Regions from separate parts of the Homo sapiens genome. Here region 2 is linked to region 1. Evidence: chromatin loops called from intact Hi-C (ENCODE). Cell type or tissue: PC-3. All regions are shown on one strand. Each heading gives the region's core, and the rest is flanking DNA. Links, peaks and the distances in the headings are about the cores only.

Region 1 (7,863 bases), core at 2,417-4,916:
TCTTTTCAGTGAGGCAGGGCAGCCACCAAACTAGATGAGCACAGCAATGCCAAGCATCCCTGTGGCAGTCTGTTGGAGAGGCAGAGCTGCTGCAGGACTGGATGTCGGGCTGCATGTGAATGTTTGTGGGTGCAGCAAGGCCATGCAGCTCTGCAGTGGCCTTTCATGGGAGTAGGTTGCCACATGACCACTTGCCAGGCTGGGTGCAGGCACATACATGCTCAGAGTGCTTGCTGGCTGTGAAGCACAGGTATGTGTTGGTAACATGGCTAGTGGCTGTTTGGAAGCTTCCCTGCTGTGCATATCTGCCTGTTCCCTGAGATAGTGGTGTGCCATGTGAGTTTGGACACTGGGGTCTTGGTCATTATGACATGCCTATGCTCTAGGTAGCTGAGTTTGTGGTGGTGCAAGCATTCATGTGAACATAGTGGAATGAGAGCAGGGCCTCAGGGATGGAGACAGTCAGTTGCTATTGGCTCCTACTAGTGGGTCTGGTTTTAAGAAGCCATTGAGCTCTATCATCTTAGGCCTTAAGGGTGGGAGGTGTTCAAGGTGGGCTCCTACTGTGAGGCAGTGCAGCTGTACAAACTTCTGGCTAATCTCCAAACTGGATTCAAAACCTATAAGGACCAGGAGACTCTCCTGCAGCAAGGATTTCTGGCATGTGTGGTAATAATTGGGACTGCTGGGGATTTAGAGCTTACCTTTACCCCATAAGAAGAAGTCTCCCTGACTCTGAGCTAATTCTGGTGAAGATGACATTGTGGCAGAAGTGGATTACTTGCTCTCCTCTCTATGGTGCTATTCTCGCCTTCTGTGCTTCACAGGGATGTTGCCACTGCCAGGGTGCTCTCCAGCATACTTCCTCAGTCACTCCAGTCAAATTATAGATGTTTATTCACTGTTTTGATCCCTTTTAGTTGGGGGAACAAGCACCAGGTAACTATAGTCAGTCATCTTTCTAACTTCACTTGGACAGGTATTTTAATTATGTGCAATTTCCAGATTGACTTCCTCTTTTATTCAGGATTACTTTAAATGATAATTTTATGTTTATAAGTGGATGGGATTTTTTATTTGCTATTCTTTTATTATTAATTTGTAATTCAATATTATTCAATATTGAAAATTTTCAATATTATTCAATATTGAAAATTTTCAATATTATTCAATATTGAAAATTTTCAATATTGAAAAATTTCAATATTATTGAAATTTTCAGAATTCAATATTCAATTTAATAGTTCAATACTATTAATTTTTTGGTTTTGTGATCATATAATGTAACAAGTATGAATTCAGATTTGTGTAATGTTTGAGACTTTATTTTAGATCTAGGACATAAACACTTTAGGTCTAGGTCATAGATGACCTTTTACAAATATTCTGTATGTTTATTTTTAATGCGCTATCACTGTGGTGTAGGATGTCATGTATCTAATCTGTTTAATCAAATGTACATATATACTACATAAAAAGGTTGTTCATTGTGTTTTTAAAATTTGCCCTAGGCATTGGTTTGCTGGAGCCAGCTCTAATTGGCTCATTAGGGCCAATGGTTAAATAGTTAGGAATTTTATGAGCCAGCTTTTAAGCCATTGGTATTTTGAAGTCAGTATAGTGAGGTTTTTATACAACAAAAATTGGGAAATGCTACAAAACAACGATTTTTTTTTTGAGAGCTAGTTTACTGGCATATCAATGCTAGCCTTACTGATTTCTGTATATGTTTAAATTTCTAAAAACTATGTTAAAATATTTGATAACTTATTTTTCATATTCATTTTTCTCTATATAATTTGAAGCTATACTGTTAGGTACATAAACATTCATAACTATTATATCTTCTGAGAGGGTTTTATTTATTTATTTTCTCAACTTTTATTTTAGGTTCAGGGTGTATATGTGCAGGTTGGTTACATGGGTGAATTGTGTGTTGCTGAGGTTTGGTGTATGAATGATGCCATCACCCAGGTAGTGAGCACAGTAATCAATGAGTAGTTTTTCAACCCTTGTTCTCCTCCCACCCTCCCCCCACACTAACTCAGTGTCCAGTTTCTGTTTACCCCAACTTATAAGTGAGAAGATGCAGTATTTGATTTTCAACAGAAAATCACTAAAAATCATTATTTTGCCTATGATAATGGCTTCCAGCTGCATCCAAGCTGCTGCAAAGGATATGATTTCCTTCTTTTTATGACTGCATAGTATTCCAAGGTGTATATATACCACATTTTAAAAAATTCAGTCTACTGTTAATGTGGAATTACTGCAGGGCCTCAGCAATGGAGACAGTTATTGGCCCCTGGGGCAGGATACCCTCTATTAGTGGGTCTGGTATCAAGAAACCATTGAGCTGTATAATCTTAGGTCTTAGGGGTGGGAGGTGTTCAAGAGCCAGTGTTAATGGACATTCTCAGAGAGTTTTAACTTTTATCCATGTGCATTATCCATTATATTGTTTAGTACTTCTCACTTGAGTTCTACTTTTTCTCTATTCTTGTTACTACAGTCATATTTACTTGGCATATCTTTTTTTTGTAATTTTTAAGCATTTCGTATCATTTTATTTTTGTTTCATTTCTTATAAACTCATTTTAAAATTTATCTCTGTGTCTACTTTTTAACTAATGTTAGTATCCATCTCTTAGTAAGGAAATATAGTTTATTTACATCTTTGCTTGCATGAGTGAATGATTACTGGTATGTTTAGACTTACTACTGCCACATTGTTTTTTCTGTATATTTTTACTGCACTTTCTTTTTTTTCTTCTCTCTTTCTGCCTGTCCCCACTACCTCTACTACTATTACAACCTTCTGTTAGATTCTTTGAGTTTTGTTTGTTCATTTTATTTTATTTTGGTTTGGAAATTATACATGTCTGGCTTGGGTTTTTTTTTCATAGTTAAATTTTCTCTTGACTTTTTGCAATTAATTAGCATAAGTGTATTTCAAATTATCACAAATAAAATAATCATCAGAGTATGAGTTTACTTCCTCCTCTTCCTTTTCCTACACCATTTCCCCCAGGGAGAGTATCCATGATTTTCCTTGCACATTGCTACTTGTAAAAGTACATGGCTAAATCACTAGTTTCCTAGCATTGCGACTGATGATACAGTGACTGAAAAGGAGGATGAGATAATTTTTTATAATTACAAATATTTTCTATATCATGGTTGTGGTAGTAATTTCATGAGTGTATAGTGTCATCAGAACTGTATACTGTATGCTTAAAACAAGTGTATATTTTATTATCTTAAAATTGTATCTCAATAAAGTTTATTTAAAAGTATGGTACAGAATGTCAGACAGAGCAAGAAATAATTAGCAGGATGTAGAGAAAGCCCATTGCAAGTTACATCTTATGAAATTATACTGGCATGGTTTTTCCAGAAATACTTAGCAGTTTGGAACTTGAAATTGGCGAGATGAATGTAGCAGAAAGATGAAATGTGGGGTAAAATTAGTGTGCTATTTAGGATAGTATTTATTACAGTGACTGGCTGGGCCACCTTCTGGTTAGGGAAGCTAGTGCAGCTAAGATGCTGATAGTTGTGAGAATAAGGACAATCTGTTTATAATATAAACAAATTAAAAATCAAATCCAGTAATTATGTCATATGTGCTTTTTATATGCTTAGCATGCTTATAGGTGTTGTAGGTACAGTAACTAGTAAGATACACAAGGTTTCTGACCACAAGAATTTCACATTTTTGCAAAATGAATGATGTCAAAAATGTACTTTAATGAATTGCCATTAGTTATTTAGACTCAAATATAAATGTTACTAATTCTGCATACTTATATCCCACATCTTTTTTGAATAACTTTTTAATTTATCTGGAATGCATTTTTTACTTAATTATTTCATAGACATTCTGTGGGTCTTATATTTTCTAAGATGTGCTATGAAAGAATGTTTTTGCCCTCCTTTTCAAATACTAATAGCTTTCTAGGTTCAAACTCATTCTCACTTAGAACCTTGAAGATGAATTCTCTTGTCTTGTAAGTACCATGATCAGATTCATTCTGATTTTTGTCCTTAAATAGCTTTCTATTAGCATGTGTTTCATTATCCTGGAATTAGGAAATTCAATTTAAAATTGCTGTGTTTTTCAATTATCCCTTTTATGCCCTGTCAATGTGAAAGCTTGTGTTCTACTTCAGCTCTGTAAACTTTTCTTTTATGACTGTTTTGATTGTTTCATTCTGTCTGTTGTCTCTTTGCTGTCTGTTTATGGAACTCCTTTTGGATACTATGTTGGAATTTCTACACCTATCTATCTGATAATTTCCAACTTTTTCTTCTTCTGTACTATGGTTTGGGATAATTTCTTCACCTTAGTGAGTGTTTGAATGAAGTGCTTTTGAAAACTGACTAGAGGAACAGATATCATTGATTGTTTCCGGACAGTAGGTTAAATATATTTTTGCTGCCCTGAGGAAGCTGTCCATTGTTCCTGCCCTGGAGAATTATACTAGCTGGGATTTTTCAAAAACATTTATACCAAACATTTTCAAAAACATTTGCACCAAGTGACAATAGCCCATGAACATAGTGCTACAGAAAACTATGATCAGAGAGTGGTAAGAGATCTACCATATATCCCCTCCAGCTACATAAATGAATATCCCTTGTTTACCTTAAACAATAAGCTACCTGAGGTGTTTCTATATTTATTTTATATATTTCTATAAATAAATATATTGTTTAAATATATATTAAATATTGTTTAAATATATATTTCTATATATAAATATATTGTTTAAATATAGTGTTTCTATATTTACCCACTATCTGTTTAATTAATGCTTTTTGATAGTGATTGAAACTAAGATGTCCAAATCTTACTGCTACCTCTGTCCCTGGCAGCTCAAAAAATATTTATATAGATTATTGTTTGCTTTGGAAACATTTCAATATAATTAACCAATTTGTCTTATTTTAAGCATTCCAAAGAACTTAAAGGTGTTTCATTAAAAAAGATACATATATTTATATACCTTTGTATGAAGTAGTTACCTAATCATTTTTTTTTGTTTTGATAAGCTGAAATTTATAGGCCTTATAAACATATTGTGTAGCCTTATAAGAGAATTAATACCAACCTCAGGTCTTATATTTGTATGAATGAATTTTTAAAAATCATTATAGTAACCCAAGTTATTATAGTTTGTATTGGGGCTTATTTAGCCTTGATATTGAATACAGATTAAGTTTGAGGACATTTCTTATTTGAAAATCTCATATTGGTGTCAATTTAAAACAGTTTGAAAGCAATTGCTGAAAATGTCTTAGTGCGATTAATGATAGGAAGATTGGAGATGTTTAAAGATATCACTTTCTCAGCTGTACTTAAATTAGGACTGAAGAGATCTGTAGCGGTCAAAAGCTGGCAAACCAACTGTTTATTTATCAAAACCGACTAGTTATTTATCAAAGCAGGTGGTTGGTGATTCAAATCCATCAACCACCTGTTTTTATAAATAAAGTTGTATTGGAACACAGCCATACCCATTTGTTTATGTGTTGTCTATAGCTGCTCTTACACTACAGTGGATGAGTTAATCACTGGCAACAAAGTCTACAAGACTTGCAAAGCATAAAACATTATCTGGCCCTCTACACAAAGTGTTAACCAGTTGCTGCTTTAAACAACGGTGACAGTTTTGTGGAGTCTTACTGACCACTACTTTCATACTGTTAGGAAAATGGCTCACAGTCATCTGAAAACACACTATACTTGGTTGCATATGGCCTTGCTTGGGTTCTGCCTTCTGCCTCAATGCTGTTTTTCTCCTTTCACTCATGCCTAGAATATATCCAACCTTCAAGGTATGATTCACGTAACACTACCTTTATGAAGTCCTATCATAAAGAAATGAAGTAAAATTTCCTGGACAAATCTCCCAATCGCTCCCTTACATATAGTTTGAAATCCCTTGCCCCTCTCTTCCTTGTACTTGCTTGGTATACACATAACATGTTTAAATCCAGTTCTGTACCTATTCCAGGCTTTCTTTCCCTTTCAGCTTACTGTGGCTGGAGAAAACACATACCACCCTAATGACTAATCTCACTCCACAACCATTCACAACATTGATCCTTCAAAAGGTCAGGCTCTCATACTATTCTCCCAGTTACCTAAATGGCTATTTTGTGTGTCCTCTTCCCTCTCCTCCTCCTCCTGTCCCCATCCTCCTCCTGTCCCCATCCTCCTCCAATCTTCACTTTCTGCTCATGTCTTTTTATTTTAATTCACTGAGAAAATGGAAGTAATAGTAGAAAACTTACACCTACCTACCAGCCCCATCCCCCTTATAACTCAGCATTCCTTCCCGTGACAGTAGATGACTCAGCCCTCGCCCCCTCTTGGAGGTGAGCTAACATCCTCATCTTCACTTGCTTATTAGAGAACATTACTCTGGCACTTCCCACCCCCTCCAAAATCCTTAATTCCCCCTCTCTAATAAGTCAGTCCCATCAGCATGCAAACATGTTGTTATTTCCACCACTTACCACCTGCAACAACCCCCTTTCCTTCCTCCCTTTTGGAGCAGGATTCTTAAAAACATTGCCTGCACTAGCATCTTAAAAACCTTTTCTTGCTACTTTCTTGTCAGCCATCCCAGGCAGGCTTCTGCCTCCATCTAACCCCTAAAAGTGCTATTGTCAGAGTCATCTGACATGACCTCCGGGTTGCCAAGCCCACTGGTCAGTGCTGAAACTGTGTCTTGCTTGGCCTGTCAGTGCATTTGATGTGTCCATCATTCCCTTTTGCTGGATATACTTCCCTTGACTGACTTCTAGAATATGATACTCTTCATTTTCCCCTTATTCAGTAGTCATTCCTTTTGATTTTTCTTTCCTGGTCCTTCTTTTATAATCCTTGACCTAATTAATACTGAAGTATCCCATGCTCAGGTTTTGGTCCTTTTCTCTACCTACATCACTCCCTCATGAGCACTCTGATGAGTTGCATATCTATTTCCAGTTCAGACACATTCCTGAACTCGAGATTTATGTATCCAATGGCATATTTGATATTTCCTTGTGCATATCTAATGAGCCTTTCAAACTCAGCATGTCCAGAACTGAAACTCCTGACCTGTCCCCTCTCCTCAAGGCATCAGCTGTGTCCAAGGCTTGCTTTTTTCAGTTGATGTCAGCTCCATCTTCTCAGGTGTTCAGAGGAAAAGACTCAGAGTCATTCTCATTCTCTTTTTCCTCCTGTACCCTGCAATCTGTCTGGAAATTATATTAGTCCTATCATAAAAAATGATTCCAGACTCTAACCACATGTATCTATCTCCACTGCTACCCCAAGCAGATTCAGGTCCTCCTCTCCTCCACCTTTCTGACCTCATCTCAGACTACTCTTGCCCTTGCTCATTCCACTGGCTTCTTTTCTGTCCCTTAGACTCATAGCCACACAGTTGCCTCTGCCCTAGCTATTCCCTCTGCTTCAAATAGTCTTCACTGAGATACCACCGGGGCTCACACCCTTTCTATCTTTACCCTGACTACCCAAAATTTCAACCTCACCCTTCTTACCTTGTTTCCTTTTTCCTAGATAATTTTTCACTCTCTAATAAAATACATAATTATAATAACTTATTTGTGCATTTTCTATATGGTTCATCTTTCTTTCTGAAATCAAGATTGTGTTCTGCCATCATTGATGTATTCCAAGGTCATAAAAAATGCCTAGCCCATAATAAATATTCAGTGAATATTTACTAAATGAATCAAGGAAAGTGATGTTGTCTTATAGTCTCTATATTCTATTCAGTCTCGGCTTGTCTTTTCTAGTGGTTTGAATGAATGGATGATGCATTTAACCCAGAAAACCAATAC
Region 2 (7,863 bases), core at 3,450-5,949, 170 kb before region 1:
ATGGTGAATCTTTTCCAGAAGGTTTTCAATTTACGTTGCCAGATCCATCAGAAGAATCACTATGTATGGCAGCTATAACCTTACAAAATATATTTCTTAAATAATAAGACCTGAAAGTCAAAATTATGCCTGGATTCCTAGGCTGCAGAATGGGTATTGTGTTACAAGGCATGAAAACAATATGAATCACTTTGTTTATTTTCATCAGAGCTCTTGAGTGACCAGGTGCATTGTCAATGAGCAGCAATATTTTGAAAGGAATATTTTTCTTTTCTGAGCAGTAGGTCTCAACAGTGAGCAAAACGGTCAGCAAACCATGCTGTAAACAGATACGTGCTGTCATCAGTGCTTTGTTGTTCCATCTATAGAACACAGGCAGAAAATATTTAGCATAATTCTAAAGGGCCCTCATATTTTCAGAATGTTAAATTAGCTTCAGCTTCAACTGAAAATCACCAACTACATTAAGCCCCCAACAAGAAATTCAGCCTATCCTTTGAAGCTTTGAAGACCTGCATTGACTTCTCTCTAGTTATGAAAGTCCCAGAGAGCATCGTCTTCCAACAAAAAGCTGTTTCATCTACATTGAAAGTCTGTTGGTTAGTGTAGCCAGTTTTATCAATTACGCTAGCTAGATCTTTTGGATAACTTACTGCAGCTTTTTCATCAGCATTTGCTGTTTCAACTTGCATTTTTATGTTGTACAGACAGTTTTTTTCCTATTTTTATTTTTTAGACCGAGTCTCACCCTGTCACCTAGGCTGGAGTGCAGTGGTGCGATCTCGGCTCACTACAATCTCCACCTCCTGGGCTCAACTGATTCAAGCGATTCTCTTGCCTCAGCCCCCTGAGTAGCTGGCTAATTTTCGTATTTTTAGTAGAGATGGAATTTCACCACATAGGCCAGGCTGGTCTGGAAGTCCTGGCCTCAAGTGACCCACCCGCCTTGGCCTCCCAAAGTTCTGGGATTACGAGCATGAGGCACCATGCCCAGCTGACAGCTTCTTTTCTTAAACCTCATGAACCAGCCTCTGCTAGCTTTAAACTTTTCTTCTGCAGCTTCCTCACCTCTCCCAACCTTCATAGACTTGAAAAGAGCTAGGACTTTGCTCTGGATTAGGCTTTGGCTGGTTTGATCTATCCAGACTACTCAAATTTTCTCCCTATCAGCAATAAGGCTATTTTGATTTCCTATCATTCGTGTGTTCACTGGAGTAGTACTTTTAATTCCTTCTAGAACATTTTCTTTGCATTCACAACTTGGCTAACTGTTTGGTGTGAAAGGCCTAGCTTTCAGTCTATCTTAGGATTTCTACCTGCCTTCTTCACTAAACATAATCATTTCTAGCTTTTGATTTAAAGTAAGAGACATGTGACTCTTCCTTTTACTTGAACACTTAGAAGCCATTGTGTGGTTGTTAATTGGCCTAATTTCAATATTGTTATGTCTCAGGGATAGTAAGACCTGAATTGAGGCAGAGAGATATGGGAATTGCCTGTGGATAGAGCAATCAGAATACATGCATTTATCAATTAAGTTTGCTATCTTATATGGGTGTAACTTGTTGTGCCCCTAACAATCACAATAGTAACATCAAAGGTCATTCATCACAGAACCCTGTAACAGATATAATAATTTAAAAAATTAAAATATTGTGAAAATTACCAAAATATAATTCAGAGACATGAAGTGAGCACATGCTATTGGAAAAATTATGCTGAATAAACTTAGTCAGTGCAGGATTGTCACAAACCTTCAATTCATAAAAAAAAAACAAAAAAGTAACAACTGAAGCAATATTAAAGAAAAATCCCGATAAAATGAGGTATGTCTATATTGAAAACTATAAAATATTGAGAAAAACTATAGGAGACACAAACTAAGAGAAAGGTATCCTGTGTTTGTGGACTGAAAGACCTCATATTGTTAAAATGTCCATATGACCTGAAGTGATCTACAGAGTTAATGAACTTTCTATAAAAATTCTAATGACTTTTTTAATATAAATAGATAAACAGTCCTAAATTTATGTGGAACTACAAATGACCATGAATACTCAAATCATTCTTGAGAAATAAGAACAAAATAAGATGCATCAGAGTTCTTGATTTCAAACTATATTACAAAGCTACAATAATCAAAACAATATGGCATGGCCATAAAGACAGATATATAGATCAATGGAACAGAATAGGAATCCCAGAGATAAATCTATGTATACATGATCAACTGCATTTCAAAAAGGATGCCAAAAATACACAATGGGGAAAGAATTGTCTCTTTAATAAGCGGTGTTGGGAAAACTGAATATCCATATGCCAAGAATGAAATTGGAATCTTACTTTACACCATCCACAAAAATCAACTCAAAACTGATTACAGATTTAAACGTAAGACCTGACGCTATAAGACATCTAGAAGAAACACAAGGGAAAAGCCTCACGACTTGGTCTTGGCAATGATTTTCATAGATAAAACACCAAAAGCACAGGCAATAAAAGCAAAAAATAGACAGATGGAATTATGTCAAATGAAGAAGCTTCTGCACAGCTAAGGAAACAACAGAGTAAAGTGTCAACCCGTGGAATGAGAGAAAATGTTTGCTAATCATATATTTGATAATGGGTTAATCTCCGAGATATATAAGGAACTCCTACAACTCAATAGCAAAACAAATGTAATAACCCAATTAAAAAATGGGATAAGGACCTAACTGATATTTCTCCAAATAAGACATATAAATGGCCAACAGGTATATTAAAAATCTTCAATGTCACTAATATTCAGAGAAATGCAAATCAAAACCACAATGATGTATCACCTCATACCTGTCAGGATGGCTGTTATCAAAAAAACAAAGGACAACAAGTGTTGGGGAAAACGTGGAGAAATTGGAATCTGGGTGCATTATTGCTGGGGATGTAAAATGTTACAACCACTATGAAAAATAATACAGTTTCATTAAAAAATTGAAAAAGAACTACCATATAATCTAGCAATCCCACTTCTAGTATTTATCCAAAAGAATTAAAATCAGGACCTAGAAGAGATATTAACACTCTCATGTTCATTATAGCACTATTCACAATAGCCAAGATGTGAAAACAATCTAAATGTTCATCAGTAGATGAATGGATGAAGAAAACAGGGTATATACATAGGAGGGCATATTATTCAGCCTAAAAAAGAATGATATTTGGCAATATGGAACAGCATGAATGAATATGGAGACTATTATGCTAACTGAAATAAGCCAATCACAAAAAGGCAAATACTTCATAATTCACTTACATGATGTAACTGTAATATTAAAAGTCATAGAATTGAAGAGTGGAATGATGATTAGCAGAGGCTGAAGGAGGGGTAAATGAGGAGTTACCAATCAACTTGCGTAAATTTTCACTTAAGCAAGATAAATAAGTTGATTATTGATTAGCTGAGAGCTACATAATGTTGTACCTATCGTCATCAATAGTGTATCAATAATGTATTGTACACTTAAATTTTGTTTTGTTTTGTTTTGTAGATGGAGTCTCGCTCTGTGGCCCAGGCTGGAGTGCAGTGGCATGATCTCGGCTCGTTGCAACCTCTGCCTCCTGGGTTCAAGCGAGTCTCCTGCCTCAGCTTCCCCAGTAGCTGGGACTATGGATGCATGTCACCAAGCCCAGCTAATTTTTTTTATTTTCAGTAGAGATGGGGTTTCATCATGTTGGCCAGGATGGACTCCATCTCCTGACCTCGGTACACTTAAAATTTTAAGAAGGTAGATATTGGCCAGGCACAGTCACTCACACCTGTAATCCCAGCACTTTGGGAGGCCGAGGAGGGTGGATCACTTGAGCTTAGGAGTTTGAGACCAGCCTGGGCAATATGATGAAACCCTGTCTCTACTAAAAATACAAAAATTAGCCAGGCGTGGTGGCACAAGCCTGTAGTCCCAGCTTCTCAGGTGGCTGGGATGGGAGAATCTCTTGAACCCCAGAGGCAGAGGCTGCAGTGAGCTGAGATCATGCCACTGAATCCAGACAGAGTGAGACCCTGTCTCCAAAAAGAAAGAAAGAAAAAAAGAAAGAAAGAAAAGAAAAGAAAGTAGACATTGTGTTAGGTGTTTTATTGCCACAATAAAATAAAATAATTTAAATTTAAGATAGAATTATCATATGATTCAGCAATTCTACTCCTATGACTATACCCAAAAGAATTGAAAACAGTTATTCAAGCAAATGCTTGTACAGAAAACTTTATAACATCACTGCTCAAATAGTCAAGAGGTGGAAACAACTCAAATGTTTATTAGTTTATGGATGGGTAAACAAAATGTGGTGTGTCTATATAATGGAATAACATTTTATCTTTTTTTTTTTTTTTTTTTGAGACGGAGTCTTGCTCTGTCGCCCAGACTGGAGTGCAGTGGCGGGATCTCGGCTCACTGCAAGCTCCGCATTCACGTCATTTTCCTGCCTCAGCCTCCCCAATAGCTGGGACTACAGATGCCCGCCACCACGCCCAGCTAATTTTTTGTATTTTTAGTAGAGATGGAGTTTCACCGTGTTAGCCAGGATGGTCTCAATCTCCTGACCTCGTGATCCACCCGCCTCAGCCTCCCAAAGTGCTGGGATTACAGGCATGAGCCACCACGCCCAGCCATAACATTCTATCTTTCAAAGGAAAGAAGGAAATACTTCTACATGACACAAAGTGGATAAACTTTGAAAATATTATACTAAGTGAAAGGAAAGGTCACATATTCTATGATTTCATTTATAGGGAATGTCCAGAACCAGTAAATACATAGCAACAGAAAGCACATTAGTAGTTGCCAGGAACTGGGGGAGTGGGAGTGGAAGTGACTGCTTAATGGGAGTGAGGTTTTCTTTTGGGGTGATGAATAGATGTGATGGTTGCACAAAATTGTGACGGTATTAAATGCCACTGAATTATATCCTTTAAAATGATTAATTTTATGTTATACAAATTTTACTTCAATAGAAATTAAATAAATAAAGGAGAACACATTCCAGAAAAGTATGGGTGCCAAGGTGATTCAAGAATGTAGCTCTGAGATCTTTCAGTTCAGAAAAAGGTATTCCAGTCAGAAGACTAAAGCCAGAATACTCAAGGGGAAATAGTGGACTAAAGGTACTAGGGTAAGGATTTTATAGCATGAGGAAGAGAATGCTTTGTTATGAGTAGATATTCCAAGTTCTCAGGAAAGGAGAGGATTGATAGTATAAAAAGAGCTATTATGGCTATATTATTTTTAGAGCTGCCTGTTATTCATTTTTTTTAAGGTACAGAACTTTCTCGTAGCAATGAACCTCTCAGGGGTAGGTGCTTATAAGATGCCTTCTGGTTAACTTTGAAAAACATATGGTAATATCATATCTAGATATCTTCTTTCCACCCCTATTTCTCCCACCAAGACAACCCCTTTCCCCCAAAATATGGTAGTATGTTTTCTCTGAATATTTTTGATTGACAGCTACAGCAAGCGACTCTCTGAAGGCTTGGTCAGAGCAGCTGTAATGTCATTCAACCAGGACTGATGAAAGAAAGCCCACATGTCACTGTTTATTGAGTATTGAGTTTAATTGTCCCTGTAAAGACTTCAAATCTTCCCTCTGTAAACATACAGTTACAGGATTTTGAAGTTCATACACACACACACACACACACACACACACACACACACACACCACTTAGTAATACAGTGTTTTAAGACATTTTTTGCCCCTATGCCCTCATTTTACAAATCTGAAAACAGACTTAGTGAGAAGAATTAGCCTAGAAGTTAGTGAGGAGAAGAACCAGCTTTTGGTTATTAAGCCCTGGGTCCTTTCACCTCCACAAAGATGCTTCACAGAGGTGTAAAGTGTCTTAGTCTCAATGGTCTTATACGGCGTTCAATCACATGAGACTCAAGAGGAGCAGTCACCTCAGTAATCTTAATTTTCTCTGTGCTTTCCTTCTGCTAGAAATCTTGGCCCTCCATCATAGAATTATCTGGAAAAGCCCAGGGGAGTTGAAATACTGACTCAGTGCAATTCTATTTTTAGACACAGACTTAATGGTTGACTCCCATTGAAATAACTGAAATACAGAATTGAAGCTTACTGCTTCAGAGTACTAAAAAAACTTTGTGTTTTGGGGGTTAGTTAAGAGTATTGAATATTCTCTGTGGTCAAGGGGCAGGGTTGCTTTTTGTGTGTGTCTTCTGTGCCTAAAATGGTATTTGGCATTTAGTAGAAGTTCAGTTCACATTAGCTGATGGAGAAAGGCCCACTAGTCTATTCTTATCCTTTAGTACAGCGGTCCTCAACCTTTTTGGCACCAGGGATGAGTTTCATGGAAGACCATTTTTAGATGAATGGGGGGGGGGTGGCTTCGGGATGAAACTGTTCCACCCCAGATCATCAAGCATTAGATTCTTATAAGGAGTGCACAACCTAGATCACTCACGTGTGCAGTTCACAGTAGGATTCTCACTCCTGTAAGAAATCTAATGCCTCCACTGATCTGAGAGGAGGCGGCAGAGCTCAGGTGGCAATGCTCACTCACCTGCTGCTCACCTCCTGCTGTGGGCCCAGTCCCTAATGATACCGGTCTGTGGCCCAGGGGCTGGGAACCCCTGCTTTAGTAAGCTCACTCTGACAAGCCGTGTCTTAATGAAAGGCAGTGTGGATAGCTGTTGAGGATGTGGATTTTGCCCAGTTTTAAAGCCCAGGCCTGACACTTCTTATCTTAGTTATTTATTCATCTGCATGTCTGTAAAATCATTATAATAACAATACCTGCATATAGGGTTACATGACTATGAGGATTAGATGATTTTATCTAATTAAAATAGTGTCTGGCACTTAATAAGCACTGTGTGTCTGCAGTTATTATTATAAATATGAGTCCTAGGGTCATACTACAGAAGTTAGTCATGGTTTAACAGATACTACACGTAAAGGATTATGTGAGTTCATAAGAGACAATGTGCACATTTATACAAGTATATAAAGTTGGGGTTTATCACCATAAAGATGTTTTATGAAATTATTTTGCAGTTATCTGTCCTTTTAAAAATTGCTTCCCTCTTATCTCTACCAAAGAAAACTGTTCAGTAAAAGTTTATGATTAGGTTCTCATAATCTATCGTAATATTCAGTTGATTAAGACAAGATAAGTCTCAGTAAGGCAATATTCTGTAAGGGAGATGGCTTTCCTGATTTTTGTAGGCTGTGCAGATACAATATATAATGACTGCAAAAGTTTGCTAGAGCCTGCCAAACACAGGTGCTTCTCTAAACAATACTAGGAGAAGATATTTACTCAAACAAAAAAGGCTTTAAGACTGACTCATGGAGTATACTACCCATTATGAAATATATAGTAGCTTACTCATAAATTATAAGTCTCTATTATGTACTCAATATATATGTCCTTATTAAATGAATAGCATGGTATAGAAAAAGCTGGTGAAAATCTTTACCCTACAGTATGGATTTTTCTTGTTTAAGTTTTTCTATTTATGTATTAGTTTATTCTGAGATGCTACTTCCTAATATCAGAGTTCTTATTTCCTTCCATTTAAAGAAAATTCTTAGTTCATAGATCTGTAATTGCTCAAAATGTTATGTGTGGAGTTTTTACTAAGTTTGCTCATGTAGTTTGTGCGATAAGCTGGGTTCCCATTCCTGCTTCAAGCTACTTCCCTTCCACCTACCCGGGTTCCATGGGTTTGCTACAACTTCCTAGTCCTTTGTTAAAAGGAATGGCTAATTGGGACAAACTGAAAATGAACTGCCAGCTCCATTTAGAAAGGACCATGGTGCCAGGATGAACTTTATGTGACTATCATACATGCTCCAGATTGC

What was found. A loop is a pair of places that touch in the nucleus more often than their neighbours do. Peaks named below come from ENCODE experiments on the same cell type or tissue, not always from the same donor. Only the 100,000 strongest peaks of a DNase experiment are listed, where the experiment ranks them.
Region 2: it touches region 1 in a loop (2.0-fold over the local background); 2 of 110 quality-filtered maps call a loop at or near these places.

Annotation. Positions count from the first base shown.
Region 1 is chr4:141,707,899-141,715,761 of GRCh38, forward strand. All of the region lies in intron 2 of IL15 (interleukin 15), which reads left to right. Among named protein-coding and RNA genes, the nearest start is that of IL15, 75 kb to the left of the region's middle. RefSeq lists an enhancer at 1-145. In PC-3, for the core only: a CTCF peak has its summit at 3,512 (motif pointing left); no DNase peak of the experiment used is centred there.
Region 2 is chr4:141,536,034-141,543,896 of GRCh38, forward strand. No RefSeq gene overlaps it. Among named protein-coding and RNA genes, the nearest start is that of LINC02276, 37 kb to the right of the region's middle. In PC-3, for the core only: no CTCF peak of the experiment used is centred there; a DNase peak (open chromatin) is centred at 4,798; H3K27ac peaks cover 2,138 bases.